Linked DNA regions of Homo sapiens: region 2 is linked to region 1. A link is an interaction called in ENCODE POLR2A ChIA-PET data of the cell type or tissue named here. Cell type or tissue: OCI-LY7. All regions are shown on one strand. Each heading gives the region's core, and the rest is flanking DNA. Links, peaks and the distances in the headings are about the cores only.

What was found. Peaks named below come from ENCODE experiments on the same cell type or tissue, not always from the same donor. Only the 100,000 strongest peaks of a DNase experiment are listed, where the experiment ranks them.
Region 2: POLR2A ChIA-PET joins it to region 1 with 7 read pairs; 2 of 35 experiments call an interaction of 5 or more read pairs at or near these places.

What each region holds. Positions count from the first base shown.
Region 1 is chr6:108,499,004-108,507,297 of GRCh38, forward strand. The region is part of intron 10 of AFG1L (AFG1 like ATPase); the gene reads left to right. Among named protein-coding and RNA genes, the nearest start is that of FOXO3, 58 kb to the right of the region's middle. In OCI-LY7, for the core only: no CTCF peak of the experiment used is centred there; no DNase peak of the experiment used is centred there.
Region 2 is chr6:110,201,149-110,209,442 of GRCh38, forward strand. CDC40 (cell division cycle 40) reads left to right here. Exons shown (of 15, transcript NM_015891.3): 3 at 410-539; 4 at 6,358-6,441; 5 at 7,936-8,075. Among named protein-coding and RNA genes, the nearest start is that of CDC40, 25 kb to the left of the region's middle. In OCI-LY7, for the core only: no CTCF peak of the experiment used is centred there; DNase peaks (open chromatin) are centred at 3,563 and 4,913; H3K4me3 peaks cover 2,092 bases; H3K27ac peaks cover 3,109 bases.

The DNA of each region.
Region 1 (8,294 bases), core at 1,171-6,170:
TTGAATAAAACTATCAAATAAAATGTTTTCAAATTTGTAATGAGAAACTTCCCTCCATAAATGTAACTTTTTTTTTTTTTTTTGAGACAGGTCCTTGCTCTGTCGCCCAGGCTGGAGTACAGTGGCGCCATCTTGGTTCACTGCAACCTCTGCCTCCTGCGTTCAAGCCATCCTCTCACCTCAGCCTCCCAAGTAGCTGGGACTACAGGCACGTGCCACTACATGTGGCTAAGTTTTGTATTATTTGTAGAGATGAGGTTTTGCCATGTTACCCAGGCTGGTCTCAAACTCCTGAGCTCAAGCAATCCACCAACCTCAGCCTCCCAAAGTGCTGGGATTACAGGTATAAGCCACCATGCCCAGCCCATAAACATAACTTTCTAAAAGTCAGTTTTGATACTTGAAATGGGATAAATGAAATTCCTGATTAAGACTTTTAAAATTTTAATCCAGGCCAGGCATGGTTGCTTATGCCTGTAATCCCAGTTCTTTGGGAGGCCAAGGTGTTTGGGATTGCTTGAGCCCAGCATTTTGAGACCAGCCTTGGCAGCATAGCAAGACCTCATCTCTACCAAAAAAAAAAAAAAAAAAAAAGCTGGGCTCCATTGGTAGGTGCAGCACACCTGTAGTTCTAGCTACTCAGGAGCTAAGGTGGGAGGATCACTTGAGCCCAGGAGGTCAAGGCTGCAGTGAGCTGAGATCACGCCACTGCACTCCAGTCTGGGCAAAAGAGCTAGAGCTAGATCCTGTCCCCATCACCCCCAAAAAAACCTGAAGAAAATTTGAAGAGGAATTTTTTTAAAAAAATAATAGATTCAGGGGGTACATGCACAGGTTTGTTACATGGGTGTATTGTATAATGCTGGGATTTGGGCTGCTAGGGTGCTTGTCATCTGAATAGTGAACATAGTGACCAATAGGTAATTTTTCTAACCCTTGCCCCCTTTTCTTGCTCCCTGCTTTTGGGGTCCCTAGTGTCTATTTTTTCATCTTTATGTCCATGTGTACCCATTGTTTAGCTCTCATTTACAAGTGAGAACATGCAGTATTTGGTTTTCTGTTTTTTTGTTAATTTGCTTAGGATAATGGCCTCCAGCTGCATCCATGTTGCTGCAAAGAACATGATTTCATTCTTTTTTATGGCTGTGTAGTATTCCATGGTGCGTGCGTGTGTGTGTGTGTGTGTGTGTGTGTGTGTGTGTGTGTGTACATATACGTATACCTGATCTCAGGTGATCTGCCTGCCTCGGCCTCCCAAAGTGCTGGGACTACAGGCATGAACCACCGTGCCCAGCCGATATATTTCAAAATATATTTGTAAGTTTATTTTTCTTCTCATGATTATATAATATACAGAAATATAATGAATGTTTTCACCAAACTACATATCGATGCTGCCAAATCATCTTATATAACCCTGTGTATCACACAAAGGATATCATTTTTGATGTGTGACATCTTGATCAATGTGACCAATACTGATATATATACATATATATTTACACACACACACACATACATTTTCTTTATCCAGTCCACCATTGATGGACACTTAGATTGCTTCCATGCCTTTGTTGTGAATAGTGCTATTATAAACGTGAATGCAGGTGTCTTTTTGATAAACGTGAGTGCAGGTGTCTTTTGCACTACCCTTTGGGTAGATACCCAGTAGTGGGATTGCTGGGTTGAATAGTAGTTCTATTTTTAGTTCTTTGAGAAATCTCCATACTGTTTCCATGGGGGTTGAACTAATTTGCATTCCCACCAACAGTGTATAAGCATTCCCTTTTCTCCACATTCCTCACCCACATCTGCTATTTTTTGGCTTTTTAGTAATAGTCATTCTGACTTGTGTGAGATGATAGCTCATTGTGGTTTTAATTTGCATTTCTCTGATGATTAATGATGTTGGGCATTTTTTCCTATCTTTGTTGACCACTTGTATTTCTTGTTTTAAGAGGTGTCTGTGCATGTTTTTTGCCCACTTTGAAGATAATTTTTTTTTTTTGAGACGGAGTCTTGCTCTGTCGCCCAGGCTGGAGTGCAACGGTGTGATCTCCGCTCACCGCAACCTCTGCCTCCTGGGTTCAAGCAATTCTCCTACCTCAGCCTCCCAAGTAGCTGAAATTACAGGCACGCACCACCATGCCTGGCTAATACTTTGTATTTTTAGCAGAGATGGGGTTTCACCATGTTGGCCAGGCTGGTCTTGAACTCCTGACCCCATGATCCGCCTGCCTTGGCCTCCCAAAGTGCTGGGATTACAGGCGTGAGCCACCGCACCTGGCCGAAGAGAAATTTTTGATAGTTACCATCTATGTGAACAAGAATCCTCATTCATACAAGGAGACATTAAGAAGTTTTGTATTTTCAGTAATGGTTGACTCTCTGTAATTTGCACCACATTTTTTGTTAGGGCAATGAAGGAAGCTAGATGAAATTAGTAGTAGGATAGGCTAACTGCTGCAACAAATAACCCCCAAATTAGAGGATTAATAAACAAACATGTATTTCTTGATCATATTACTGTCCAATGCAGGCTGACAAGGAAATGTAGCTCCATGCAGTCCTTCATGGACTCAGACTTCATCTCTCCTTTAAGTCCTTAGAGTCCTCTCTATTCACCTGCAGATGAGGAAAAGAAGGAAGATTCTGTGTAGAGTGTTTTTATGGGCTAGACCTTGAAGTGATCATATTACTGTCTCTCTCACTCCCTGGTCTGAACTTGATCACACAGCCACACTTAAATCTAAGGGAGGCTGGGCAATAATACAGGCATACCTTGGAGATATTGCTGGCTTGGTTCCAGGCCACTGGAACCGATGAGTCGCAGGAATTTTTTTGTTTCCCGGTACATATAAAAGTTATGTTTATACTGTAGTCTATTAAGTGTGCAATAGCATTATGTCAAAAAAATACATACTTTAATTTAAAAATGCTTTATTACTAAAAAATGCTAACAACTATTTGAGCCTTCAGTGAGTTGTAGTGTTTTTACTGTTATAGGCTTTTCTTGCCTCAATGTTTTGTTTCTTTTTACCCAGACAGAGTCTCACTCTGTTGCCCAGGTTGGAGTGCAGTGGCGTGATCTCGGCTCACTGCAACCTCTGCCTCCCAGGTTCAAGCGATTCTCTTGGCTCAGCCTCCTGAGTAGCTGAGATTACAGGTGCAGCCACCATGCCTGGTTTTGCTTTTTGTTTGTTTGTTTGTTTGTTTTTTGAGTTGGAGTTTTGCTCTTGTTGCCGAGGCTGGAGTGCAATGGCGTGATCTCGGCTCACTGTAACCTCTGCCTCCTGGGTTTAAGTGATTCTGCTGCCTCAGCCTCCTGAGTAGCTGGGATTACAGACATGTGCCAGCATGCCTGGCTAATTTTGTATTTTTAGTAGAGATGGTGTTTCTCCATGTTGGTCAGGCTGGTCTCGAACTCCCTGCCTCAGGTGATCCACTCGCTTCGGCCTCCCAAAGTGCTGAGATTACAGGCATGAGCCACCGTGCCTGGCCTGGTTTTGTATTTTTAGTAGAGACAGGGTTTCCCCATGTTGGCCAGGCTGGTCTTGAACTCCTGACCTCAAGTGATCCGCCCACCTCGGCCTCCCAAAGTGCTGGGATTATAGGCATGAACCACCATACCCAACCTCTTGCCTCAATGTTGATGACTGTTGACTGATCACGGTGGTGATTGCTGAAGGTTAGGATGACTGACAATTTCTTAAAATAAGACAATGAACTTTGCTGTACAATGGACTCTTGCTTTCACAAAAGATTTCTTTCTAGCAAGTGATGCTATTTGATAGCATTTACTCACAGCAGAACTTCTTTTGAAATTGGAGTCAGTCCTCTCAACCCCTGCCACTGCTTTAACAACTAAGTTTATGTAATAGTCTAAATCCTTTGTTGTCATTTCAACAGTGTTCACACCATCTTCACCAGGAGTAGATTCCATCTCAAGAAACCACTTTCTTTCTCATCCATAAGAAGCAACTCCTTATCAGTTCAAGTTTGATCATGAGATTGCAGCAATTCAGCCATATCTTCAGGCTCCACTTCTAATTCTAGTTCTCTTGCCATATCTCTCTACCACATCTGCAGTTACTTCCTCTTGAACCTCTCCAAGTCATCCATGAGGGTTGGAATCCTCTTCTTCTAAACTCCTGTTAATGTTGATATTTCGACCTTCTCCCCATGAAGCACTAATGTTCTTCATGGTATCTAGAATGATAAATCATTTCCGGAAAGTTTTCAATTAACTTAGCCCAGATCCATCACAGGAATCGCTATATGTGGCAGCTATGGCCTTCCAAAATGTATTTCTTAAATAATTAGACTTGAAAGTCAAAATTACTTCTTGATCCATGGGCTGCAGAATGGATGTTGTGTTAACAGTCATGAAAACAACATTCATCTCTTTGTACAGTTCCACCAGAGCTCTTGGGTGACCGAGTGCATTGTCAATGAGCAGTAATCTTTTGAAAGAAGTCTTTTTTTCTGAGCAGTAGCTCTTAAAGGGGGCTTAAAATACGTAGTAAACCATGCTATAAAAAGATGTGCTGTCATCCAGGCTTTGTTGTTCCATTTTTAGGGCACAGGCAGAGTAGATTTAGCATCATTCTTAAGGGCTCTAGGATTTTCAGAATGGTAAATGAGCATTGGCTTCAACTTAAAGTCACCAGCTGCATTAGCCCCTAGCAAGAGAGTCAGTCTATCCTTTTGAAGCTTTGAAGCCAGGCATTGACTTCCCTCTAGCTATGAAAGTCACAGAGGGCATCTTCTTTCGATTCATCTGCATTGAAAATCTGTTGTTTAGTGTAGCCACCTTCATAAATGATCTTAACTAGATCTTGCTGCAGCTTCTACATCAGCACTTGCTGTTTCACCTTGAACTTTCGTTATGGAGATGGCTTCTTTTCTTAAACCTCATGAACCAACCTCTGCTGGTTTCCGATTTTTCTTCTGCAGCTTCCTCACCTCTTTCAATCTTCATGTAATTGAAGAGAGTCAGGGCCTTGCTCTGTGTTAGGCTTTGCCTTAGGGAAGCATTGTGGCTGGTCTGATCTTCTATCTAGACCACTCAGACTTTCTCCAAATCAACAATAATGCTTTTTTACTTTCTTATAGTTTGTGTGTTCACTGGAGTAGCACTTTTTATTTCCTTCAAGACATTTTCCTTTTCATTCACAACTTGGCTAACTGTTTGGCTCAAGAGGCCTAGCTTTTGGCCTGTCTTGACTTTTGACATGCCTTCCCCACTAAGCATAATCATTTCTAGCTTTAGCTTTTATATGAGAGATGTACAACTCTTCCTTTCACTTGAACACAGAGGCCACTGTAATGTTATTAATTGACCTAATTTTAATGTTGTTGTATCTCAGGGAATAGGGAGGCCTGAAGAGAGGGAGAAAGATGGGGGAACAGCCAGTGGTGGAGCAGTCAGAACACACAAAATGTATCAAGTCCACCATCTTATAAGGATGTGGTTCGTGGCACCCCAAAGCAATTACAACAGTAACATGGAAGATCACTGATCCCAGATCACCATACCAGATGTAATAGTAATGAAAAAGTGTGACATATTGTGGCAGTTAACAAAATGTGACACAGAGACATGAAGTGAGCACATGCTGTTGGAAAAATGTCACCAACAGACTTGCTTGATGCAGAGTTGCCACAAATCTTCAATTTGTAAACAAAACAAAAGTATCTTCAGAATGCAGTAAAATGAAGCACAATAAAATGAAGTGTGCCTGTAGTCTATCTGTGTGCCCAGAAAGAAGAGAAAAACATGGATATTGGTATGCACTAAGCAATCTTGTTTTCAAAATGAGGTGAGCTGAGCTTACTTTTGGCAGCCTTATTGGGTTAGTGGGACAAAAGTCAGAGACTAGGGCCATCCAAGGATGGGAACCTATTTAACTGCCTGTATCCCCCACTTTGGATAAGGTCCTGAGTGGATTTCATCCTGAAGTCCTGAAGGACTGCACTTAGGAATTAGTGTAAAGCAGAAATAAGCCAGCCCTCTCATGGACTTTAGCCAGATTTTCAGCTGAATACTTAGAAAACCTCAAGCCCTGAGCTTGGATTTTTTTTTTTTCTTTTTTCTTTTTTTTTTTTTGAGATGGAGTCTCACACTGTCACCCAGGCTGGAGTACAATGGCACGATCTCAGCTCCCTGCAACCTCCGCGCCCAGGTTCAAGCGATTCTCCTGCCTCAGCCTCCCGAGTAGCTGGGATTGCAGGCGCCTGCCGCCGCACCCGGCTAATTTTTGTATTTTTAGTAGAGATGGGGTTTCACCATCTTGGCCAGGCTGGTCTTGAACTCCTGACCTCGTGTTCCACTCGCCTCGGCCTCCCAAAGTTCTGGGATTACAGGCATGAACCACTGCGCCCAGCCAGATTTTTTTCTATATGTATTTTTTTTCAAAGGTAAAATCCAGGATGTACAAAGATAACCAGGCATATGAGGAGACAAGACATTGTGAATGAGAACAAACAAAAACAACAGACAATAAAATTAGGAACTCCAGATATTAGAAGTATGAATCTATATTTTAAACAGCTAGACTTACATATTCAAAGAACTTTTTTTAAAAAAAAGTGGGCTTGGAACTACGCTTCAGAAGGGATCTAGAGATAATAAAAAGAGACATCTCAACCTTGAAAAAGAATCAGTGGAAATTCTAGAGCTACAAAGTGCAGTAACAAAAATTAAGGGCTCAAGGGATGAGCTTAAGAGCAGATTAAACACAGCTAAGGAGAAGCACAGTGGATCAGAAAAACTATCCAAAATGAATCATGGAGAAGTAATAAAGAAATATACAAAATAAAGGATAAAAGGAGAGTATGACGTTTAACCTAGGTGCATTTAAAGTATCAGAAGGAGAAGAGAAAGGGAATGGAGCAGAGGCAATATACATATGTAGATGTACTTGATATTGTCTGACATTTATGGAGAAAAATACTGACAACACACTAGTCATCATGCTTACATGGGGAAAAATTGCGAAAATTAAGACATGCTATAAATGGGAGCATATTGACCTGGACTGTGGTCACGGGTTTTGACTGGTTTACTTTAAAGTACAGTCACCCCTCTGTATCCATGGGTAATTGGTTCCAGGACCTTCCACAGACACCAAATCTGCAGATCCTGAAGTCCCTGATATAAAGTGGAGTAGTATTTGCATATAACCCATGCACATCCTCCCATATTTTTTGTTTGTTTGTTTTTGAGACAAGGTCTCTGTCGACCAGGCTCGAGTGCAATGGTGGTGATCTCAGCTCACTGCAAACTCAGACTCCCAGGCTCAAACGATCCTCCTACCTCAGCCTCCTGAGTAGCTGCAACTACAGGCGCATACCACCACACCTGGCTAACTTTGTGTATCTTTTGTAGAGATGGGGTTTCACTATGTTGCCCAAGCTGGTCTCCAACTCCTGAGCTCAAGTGATCCACCCACCTCAGCTTCTCAAAGTGCTGGGATTACAGGTGTGAGCCACTGGGCCTGGCTTCCTCCCGTATTCTTTAATTATCTCCAGATTATTTATAATACCTAGTGCAATGTAAATGCTATGTAAATAGTTGTTATAATCTCCAACTCCTGAGCTCGAGTGATCCACCCACCTCAGGTTCCCAAAGTGCTGAGATTACAGGCGTGAGCCACTGGGCCTGGCTTCCTTCCATATTCTTTAATTATCTCCAGATTATTTATAATACCTAGTACAATGTAAATGCTATGTAAATGGTTGTTATAATGTATTGCTTTTTAATTTGTACTGGTTTTTATGTTATATTTTTTTCCAAATATTTTGATTGGCAGTTGGTTGGATCTGCAGATGTGGAACCCACAGATATGGGGAGCCAACTGAATTGTTTTTCTTGTTTATCTTTCCTATTTATTATTCTCTTTTTAATTTTTGACTTTTTTGAACTTTTCTTTTTAGAAATATGCTTACCCATGAATTTATTGAAAACCAAAATGTCATTATTTTAAATTAGTCCTATTCTTATTGGATCTGATTTTTTGGGGGGAAAAAACTTCCTTCTTTGATAAATACATTTCATTCTTCTTTCTCATGTTTTTAAAGAAAAAAGTAGTATTGCTATCTCTCGTGGCCTAAATTGAGAGAGATGTCTTTGGCAATGAATAACCTCTCCTTGTTTGAATGACTTTTTTTTAATTGTAGTAAAATACCATATAACATAAAATTGACCATTTTAACTAATTTTAAGTGTACAGTTCAGTGACATTAAGTACATTCATATTGTTGTGCAGTGATCAACACTGTCTACCTCTAGA
Region 2 (8,294 bases), core at 2,188-7,187, 1.7 Mb after region 1:
AATTATATGACAGTACCACTGTTGATATAAAAGTCACCCCAAATCCCCGAAATCATGGTTTGGGGAAACTATAGTAACTCTCAATTATCTAGAGCATCACTGTGAAGTAGAACTTCTGCAATAATGTGAATGTAGTAGCTGACAACCACATGGGGCTACTGAGCTCTTGAAATAAATAGCTACATATAGATTTGAGTGAGAGGGGTTCCTCTCCTTCTGTCCCAGGGGCTGACAAATGGTGCTAATCAGCCATTGCCCAGCTGCACTGAACCGTATCAGGCTAATGTGTTCCCAGATAGGTTAATAGGCCCTTTTTTTGTACAGTTATTCCAGTAATTCTAACTTCCATATACTCAGAACTTTTGTGTCTTTCTTATTTTATTTTATTTTTTTTCTTGTAACATTGCAGTTTGGACCAGAAAATCCCTTTAGGACACAGCAAATGGCTGCCCCTAGAAATATGCTTTCTGGATATGCCGAACCAGCTCATATCAATGATTTCATGTTTGAGCAGCAAAGGAGAACTTTTGCAACATATGGTAAGGTGATAAGACTTAAGCAGTTTCAATTTTGGCTTTATTAGAAGTGTGATCTGTGTGTGTTAGTCTGTTTTATCTTCTGGCTTTTAAAATTCACTGGATTCCTTCAGAAAGGATAGTATGCCTTCCTATACATATCCTTAAATATTTATATAAATGGGAAGGTGAACTCATATTTTTAGCTGTCATTGTAAATCCACTGTGATTTCTGAGTACTGGAAATATTCTGTGATCTTAACCAGAATGCTCTTTGTTGTCGTACTAGGTAATGGACATTTGTTATTTTATATCCATTACATGTAGGTTGCTGTTAAAGTTGGCAAATGAAAAGATAGTGTTAAGAGGTTACTTTTTTATCTTATTATAGGCTATTTAACTTTACTCTGTTTCTCAAATCTTATCTTGGAAATGCTTTCTCTTGATCACTGAAGGGTATCAGGAAAGAGAATAGCGAAAAATTCATTATGTAAAATAATTACATCCTACCAGTGGTGGGATTTTAAAAATTTAATGTGCGTGGAAACTGCTTGTATAGAGGATTATCATGTATTAGATCATACTTCACCATGGTAAGATTGTAATAGACTTAGAATGTACCAAATATCACAGCCAAGGCTATATACCACTTAAATCACCCAAAACAGTTCTATGACACTTCCAGTCCAATAAAATGGTTACAAATATGTTATACCCATTGCTTGTATAAGGGGTCCCATGTAAATCTAAAGTAATGTGCAGCACATAAAAATAAACTGTTACATCATGATTTTGTTATATTCTAACCTATAATAAGAGACTTTTAAAGACTTATTGTCTTCGACTTTAGAAGGACCTTAAGCAATAATTTAGTTCTCTTGTTTCCTTTAAAACAAAACAAAAGTCCAAGTAAGTTTATACCGATACCTACTTTTCTTCTTAAATTACCTTATAACAAGAATAAGGATTTAAAACTCTTCAGCTGGCTTTAGACCTGGTTTCAGAAATGGGTTGTGTTTTTTTGTTTGTTTGTTTGTTTGTTTTAAGTATCTGGTGATTTTTGCCTCTCCCACTAGGAAGTGGTGAGGTAGGACACAGGTTGAACTATTGAGTTAAAGACAAAAAATGAATTTGGGGCTATAGTATATTAGGCAGCCTAAAATAAAGGCAGCCTATAGTATATTAGGCAGCCTAAAATAAAATAAAGTGGGAGATTTTTGCCTCTCCCACTAGGAAGTGGAGAGCTAGGACACAGGTTGAACTATTGAGTTAAAGACAAAAAATGAATTTGGGGCTATAGTATATTAGGCAGCCTAAAATAAACGGAATGGCCAGTTACAAAACTAAGAAAATTTTGGTTTGTCTCCTTTATGATAGATCTTAGATAAGGTCGATCTTATTTATTAAGTTCAAGTGAACTTAGTAAGATTTAGGTTTAAACTGAGGTTTAAAGAGACAGTTTATTAAGTTCAAGTAAACTTAATAAGTGAACTTAGTAAATAAGATCAGTCTTGTCTAAGCTTTAACAACTGTCTCTTTAAACCTTAGTTTTAACACTGTCTGTTTTTTCTTTGCCCCCAGGTACTGAGCAAGTATATGACTTCTATTAGTTTGTCCTATAATTTTCTTATAGAAAGTTCTTATCTGACTTCTGATAGTAATTCCTATACCAGATTCCTATCAACTTTTGTTGTTGTTGTTCTTGTTTTTTAATCTTTCCACATGAAATGTAAGGCTGTGAGACCTTTCCGTTACCTTCCCTCATTTGCAAAGTGCAAGGAAGCAAACCTTTCTTATACCTTGTAGTGGTGTTATCTAACAGACATACAGGAGGTGACACATGAATTCAGTTTTACCTCAATCTCATAACCCTGGGCTATCACTGCTGGAATATAATACAAATATTTATTTTAATTTTCTTCCCATTTTTAAAAGTTGTAAGATTGTTATAATCTCAGTGAATTATTTCTGGAAGATTTATATTCTACAATGCAGTTAGTTTATCATAGAGCCCACCTGTAGAGTCCTTATCACTGAAAATAGTCTCATTTACTGTGTCATCCCGTTTACTTACTCTACAGTTTTGCTTTTAGCTTGCATTTATGGTATTTCTCCTGACTTCTCAGCCCCTCAGTGGTTGTGTGAATTTTGTCCTGTTTTCTGCCTGCTCCCCTGCCAGTCTTACTTGGGGCTTCTCAATGAAGTTTCTTCCTTTTGTTCGACTTTCATCTAGAATTTTCTCTACACCCACCTACAGAAGTGGAAAATAGAATTTTAAATAAATACTTTTAGTCTCACAATAATTATTAACATGAGTTTTAACTTCAATATTTGAAATCCTTTATTAACATTTTTATTTTATTTTTTTTGAGACAGTCTCACTCTCTTGCCCAGGCTGGAGTGCAGTGGCGCGATCTCAGCTCACTGCAAGCTCCGCCTCCTGGGTTCAACGCCATTCTCCTGCCTCAGCCTCCCTAGTAGCTGGGACTACAGGCACCCGCCACCACGCCTGGCTAATTTTTGTATTTTTAGTAGAGACGGGGTTTCACCATGTTAGCCAGGATGGTCTCGATCTCCTGACCTTGTGATCCACCCGCCTCAGCCTCCCAAAGTGCTGGGATTACAGGCATGAGCCACCGTGCCCGCCCTTATTAACATTTTTAAATGATTTTTTAAAAACAGTCTACTGAACAAAGATATAATTTTTAAAAGAATTACTTGTATCATTTAGATTTCAGTTTGATTCCAGTTTTCACTATTAAAAATGTGATGTATGTTATGCTACAAAGTGCATTTTAAAACATGGTAGTGAATATTTTTGTACATAAAACTTTACATGTTCTTATATTATTTTATACTATTTTCTTAAATGAGTTCCCAAACGTAGGTAAAAGAATATGTGTTTTAAAAGCTTTTGGTATATATTATCAAATTGCTTTCCAAAAGAATTCTCTCAACCTACTCTACCACCACAGTGTATAAAAGTCCTATTTCTCTTTTTTTTTTTTTTTTTTTTTGAGACAGGATCTCGCTCTGTCACTCAGGCCGTGCAGTTGTGGGATCTCTGCTCACTGCAACCTCTACCTCTGGGGTTCAGGCAATTCTCATGCCTCAGCCTCCTGAGTAGCTGGAATTACAGGCATGAACGACCACACATAGCTAATGTTTTTTTTTGTATTTTTCGTAGAGATGGGGTTTTACCATATTGGCCAGACTTGTCTCAAAACTCCTGGCCTCAAGTAATCTGCCTTCCTTGGCCTCCCAAAGTGCTGGGATTACAGGCCTGAGCCACGATGCCCGGCCCTATTTCTCTTCATCAAAGATCCATATGATTGTTTTTCCTTTGTTTACTTGATAATCAAAGTATTATATTTCTTTATTGCAACTTGATTTTTCCGGACTACTAGTGAGGTCGAAGGTTTTTTCATATATTTATGACCATTCTTTTGCAAATTGTTTATAGTCTCTTTTCATTTGCCTAATGGAATTAGTTTTAATAATTATTATTAGTTTAATAATCTTAAGGGTATAATAATAAAATCAATATTATGGCCATTTCAAATAAGACTGCCGAAGGGAAGAAAGTAGACATTAATTCCATTAAAAAGATAAAAGGGAAAACAAGCTTCAGGAAGATAGATAAGAATATTTAAGAAATGTAGAAATATTCACTTATTTGAGACACAAGATAGTGAGAAAACAAATTGGACTGAAATTTAGTAGTGTTAGAATTAGATCTTGTTCTATCACTGGCTGATTTGTAGTAAGACATAAGGCCAAATATTTAACTCTTATTTGTAAAAGGAAAATAATACTGTTTTCTAATCACCTGGGGTGGAAGGCAGTAGTGGGGATGGTGGTATGGCAGTAAAGATTTTTACCACAGAGGATGTGGAGCAAGAGGAAAGCATAACTTATTTTTCTGAGTAACAAGACAGTGGCCAGATGAGTTGGGGAATGGTGCTTACACAGAGACAAGGACCAGGGATACCTCTTCCCTCTCTGTCTACTCCTTCACCCTTCCAGACGCGTCATGAAATGCTATTTATGTAGACGTTAAGTCTCCTTTCAAAGTAGAAATTTACATTCTAGCTAGATACGTTTTTTATTATTGAAATGGAAACTTTTAACATGGTATGAGCTTATAAAAGTCTCATTTTTTGGAAAAAGTTATGTGCAGAACACTTCTGTACATCAAAGAGATTAAAGACAAAATAACTCATGGGATTTGAACCTGTGATTTCAGAGATTCTACTCCAAAGGCTGATTTTCTGCCACCAAGCTCTCTCCTCTGGTTAAGAACATATTTTAATGCTGAAAAAAACTATATGCAAATCAGCTAATAGCCAGGTGGTTGGTTCTGTTATAGCATATCATGAGGGTGAGTTCAGCACTTACATCCTTAGCTTGTTTGAAAAGCATGCTTCATGATGAATCTTTTTCTGTTCCCCAAAAGAAGTTCCCTATATTCTGTTTTTTTGTGTGTGTGTGTGAGATGGAGTCTCGCTCTGTCGCCCAGGCTGGAGTGCAGTGGCGCGATCTCAGCTCACTGCAAGCTACACCTCCCCGGTTCACACCATTCTCCTGCCTCAGCCTCCCGAGTAGCTGGGACTACTTTGGATGAAAAATGAAAATAATAAGTCTATCCTCTAGGATGTGCCCTTTAGAAAAAATGGGCTTAGTACTTTTTTATGTATTCTATTATCGTACACATGAGTTGTAGGCCATAAAGTGATCAGTGATTTAGCACTCTTGTGAATATACCAGACTAATGTTACCAAACATTTACTGTGCTAGCACACCCATTTGAGAAAAAAACTGATTTGAGCTAACTTAGGTAGACTTTCTTTCCTTAAATTCCCATGGACCACTGAAGACCACATTTATATGTAGCTACATACTTTATAATTAGTTTAAAAAGCACATTCGTATGCTGGTAGATATCCTTCCTTCTCTTAAGGAAATATAAAGAATGATTGATGAAATAGAAATATATTAAGATTGGGAAGGAAGACTGTCCTTACTGCAAATGGTATTTTCAAAATAATAGCTAGATTTTATGTAATCTTCTTACCCTTTTTTATTTAATAATTTACATAATTTGATAAACTTAGCCCTGCAATATCTATTACCAAGAAGAAAAGGAAAATGGTTTCTAGATTTCCAAGTGCATCATGTACATGTATTTTCAAGCTCTTAGAATATTTAAAACTAAAGTTTGATGTGTTGGCCAGAGAGGCTCTTAGTAATGTAATGTCAGTATGCAAAATTCATCCTATAAGAAACATATTATGCTGGAGTCTAGCCTGAGCTTTGGGTTCTAAATAGAAAAATATAGCTTTGGGTTCTAAATAGAAATATAGCTCAGGGGCCGGGAGTGGTGGCTCACACCTGTAATGCCAGCACTTTGGGAGGCCAAGGCGGTGGATCATTTAAGGTCAGGAGTTCAAGATCAGCTTGGCCAACATGGTGAAACCCCATCTCTCCAAAAAAATACAAAAGTTAGCTAGGGGTAATGACGCATGCCTGTAATCCCAGCTACTCTGGAGGCTGAGGCAGGAGAATTGCTTGAGCCTGGAAGGCGGAGGTTGCAGTGAGCCGAGATTACACCACTGCACTCCAGCCTGGGTGACAGGGTGAGACCCTATCTCAAAAAAAAAAAAAAAAAAAAAAAGGAAGCAATATAGCTCAGGGCAGAATGATTGGTCCTGATTGGTCCTGAGTTAGAGATCATTTTTGACATCTGGGAAAGAAAATGTGAAATGTGTATATTTGTATTATAATAATAAAATGAATTTAAACAGCAAAATGGAGTTAATAATTTTCACTTTTTTGCTTTCAGGTTATGCATTAGACCCTTCATTAGATAATCATCAAGTGTCTGCTAAATATATTGGTTCTGTAGAAGAAGCTGAAAAAAATCAAGGTAATTTATTTGAAACATTTGATATCATATATACCTACACATCTATAATTAGTGTCTTGCAGAGTGACTTTAATTAGACAGTAAAAAATAGTATTTAGCGCTTTTTTTTTTAAAGTTGAAACAATGGAGCGATACAGTTTAGAGCAATATAGTTCAGAAATGTTACAGTTTAGAGCTTGCTTTTGCCGCTTACTAGTTGTGGAATCTTGTAGGGAAAATAATGATACATATCTCTTTGAGTTACTTTGAGTACTTGGCACCATGCCAACCCTGTAGAAATCACTCAATAAATTACAACTAATGTATAGATAATTTTGGCAATTGATTTCTCAACATTAATGTCAAGCTTCATTTTAACAGAGTAGAAATACTTTATTTGGTAAGTCTGTGAAGATTGTCTTTGAAGAGTTGCTTTGAAGGTTGAGTTTGAATATGTGTTGTATGTATGCTTGTATTCATATTCATTTTGTACTTACAATAAGACAAAACATCATACGCTAAACGCTAACTTGTCACAAGCCTCATCAGTCCATTAGAATATTATCCATAAAATGCAATTTAAAAAGTAATTTGCTGGTTGGTTGCATGGGACATTTGTGCTTAGTAGCTATAGATCCTATGTGATCTGGCTGGTCTCTGTATATGAGCTAGATTATTGTTAAAATAGAATTTTAACAGGCTTTTGCTATAAAACATAGCCTGAATTAATATAGGTAGACATTTCTTCTTTAAGCTAGACCTCTGCAAGTCCCATCTAAAGGTAGCTAGATTCTTAGTTAACTTGTGACTATGATTCCACAAACCTTTCTTTTTCCAAGTTAATGACTATACACAGTATGCCACCTCCTACTAATCAAATCAAAATCTCAACCAGAAACACCCTCCTTCTCCTTTTCTTTTACTGTTAACGTTAATGATATTAGAGGTCAAGATGAGACTGAAATCACTTGGAAGGAATACCATTTCTGGTGAAACCTTGTTTGATTTACATTTTTGCATTACAAGTGAAGTGAAGATAAGTTATTAAGTACTTACAGTAATTTAGTTTAATTTAGTTTTAAAATGATAAATTACAGTTTATTCTTGCTTCCAAATGTCACTTTATTATTACTTAGCAATAATGAGTTTCTGAGTTTTTTCCAGAAAGTCGTACAAATCCACTGACACAGCTTTTTGATTCAATAAAAGGCTTGTGCGCCATTGTAGGAGTACATATTTGGGTCTCTTCTTTAAGTATACAGTATTAGAATTTGCAGAATATTGAATTAGTTTTAAGTGTCTTTGCCCAGAAGGTTGAATCCCTTTTTCTGTAGCATGAGTCAGCGTATATGGTAGATTCATGTAGATTGTTTTTTAATAACTCTGGGGTCACTTGAACAATCATCTTTCTTTAACCATATAAAATAAAATTAAACATATGTTCATATTTCTTTAGAAAATGTACATCTTTGTAATCTCTCAGTTTTTTTTTTAATTTTTTTTTTGTTAACGTAGGTTTAACTGTATTTGAAACTGGTCAGAAGAAAACAGAAAAGAGGAAAAAGTTTAAAGAAAATGATGCATCCAATATTGATGGTTTTTTGGGACCATGGGCAAAATATGTGGATGAAAAAGATGTAGCCAAACCTTCAGAAGTAAGCTTTGATGTTTTTAATTGTCAATTCAGGTATACGCTGTATCTCTATGAAGGATATCTACATTAATAAACTTGAGATTTCTTTAGAGAACCAAATGACTCATCAAAATTTTTCTGCCTTTAGTTGATTGAAAATATACAATAAAATTTATTTGTTTTTCTTTGGGATATTTTTATTTACCTTTTCTGCTGATTTGTTTTCTCTCATGCTTTTTTA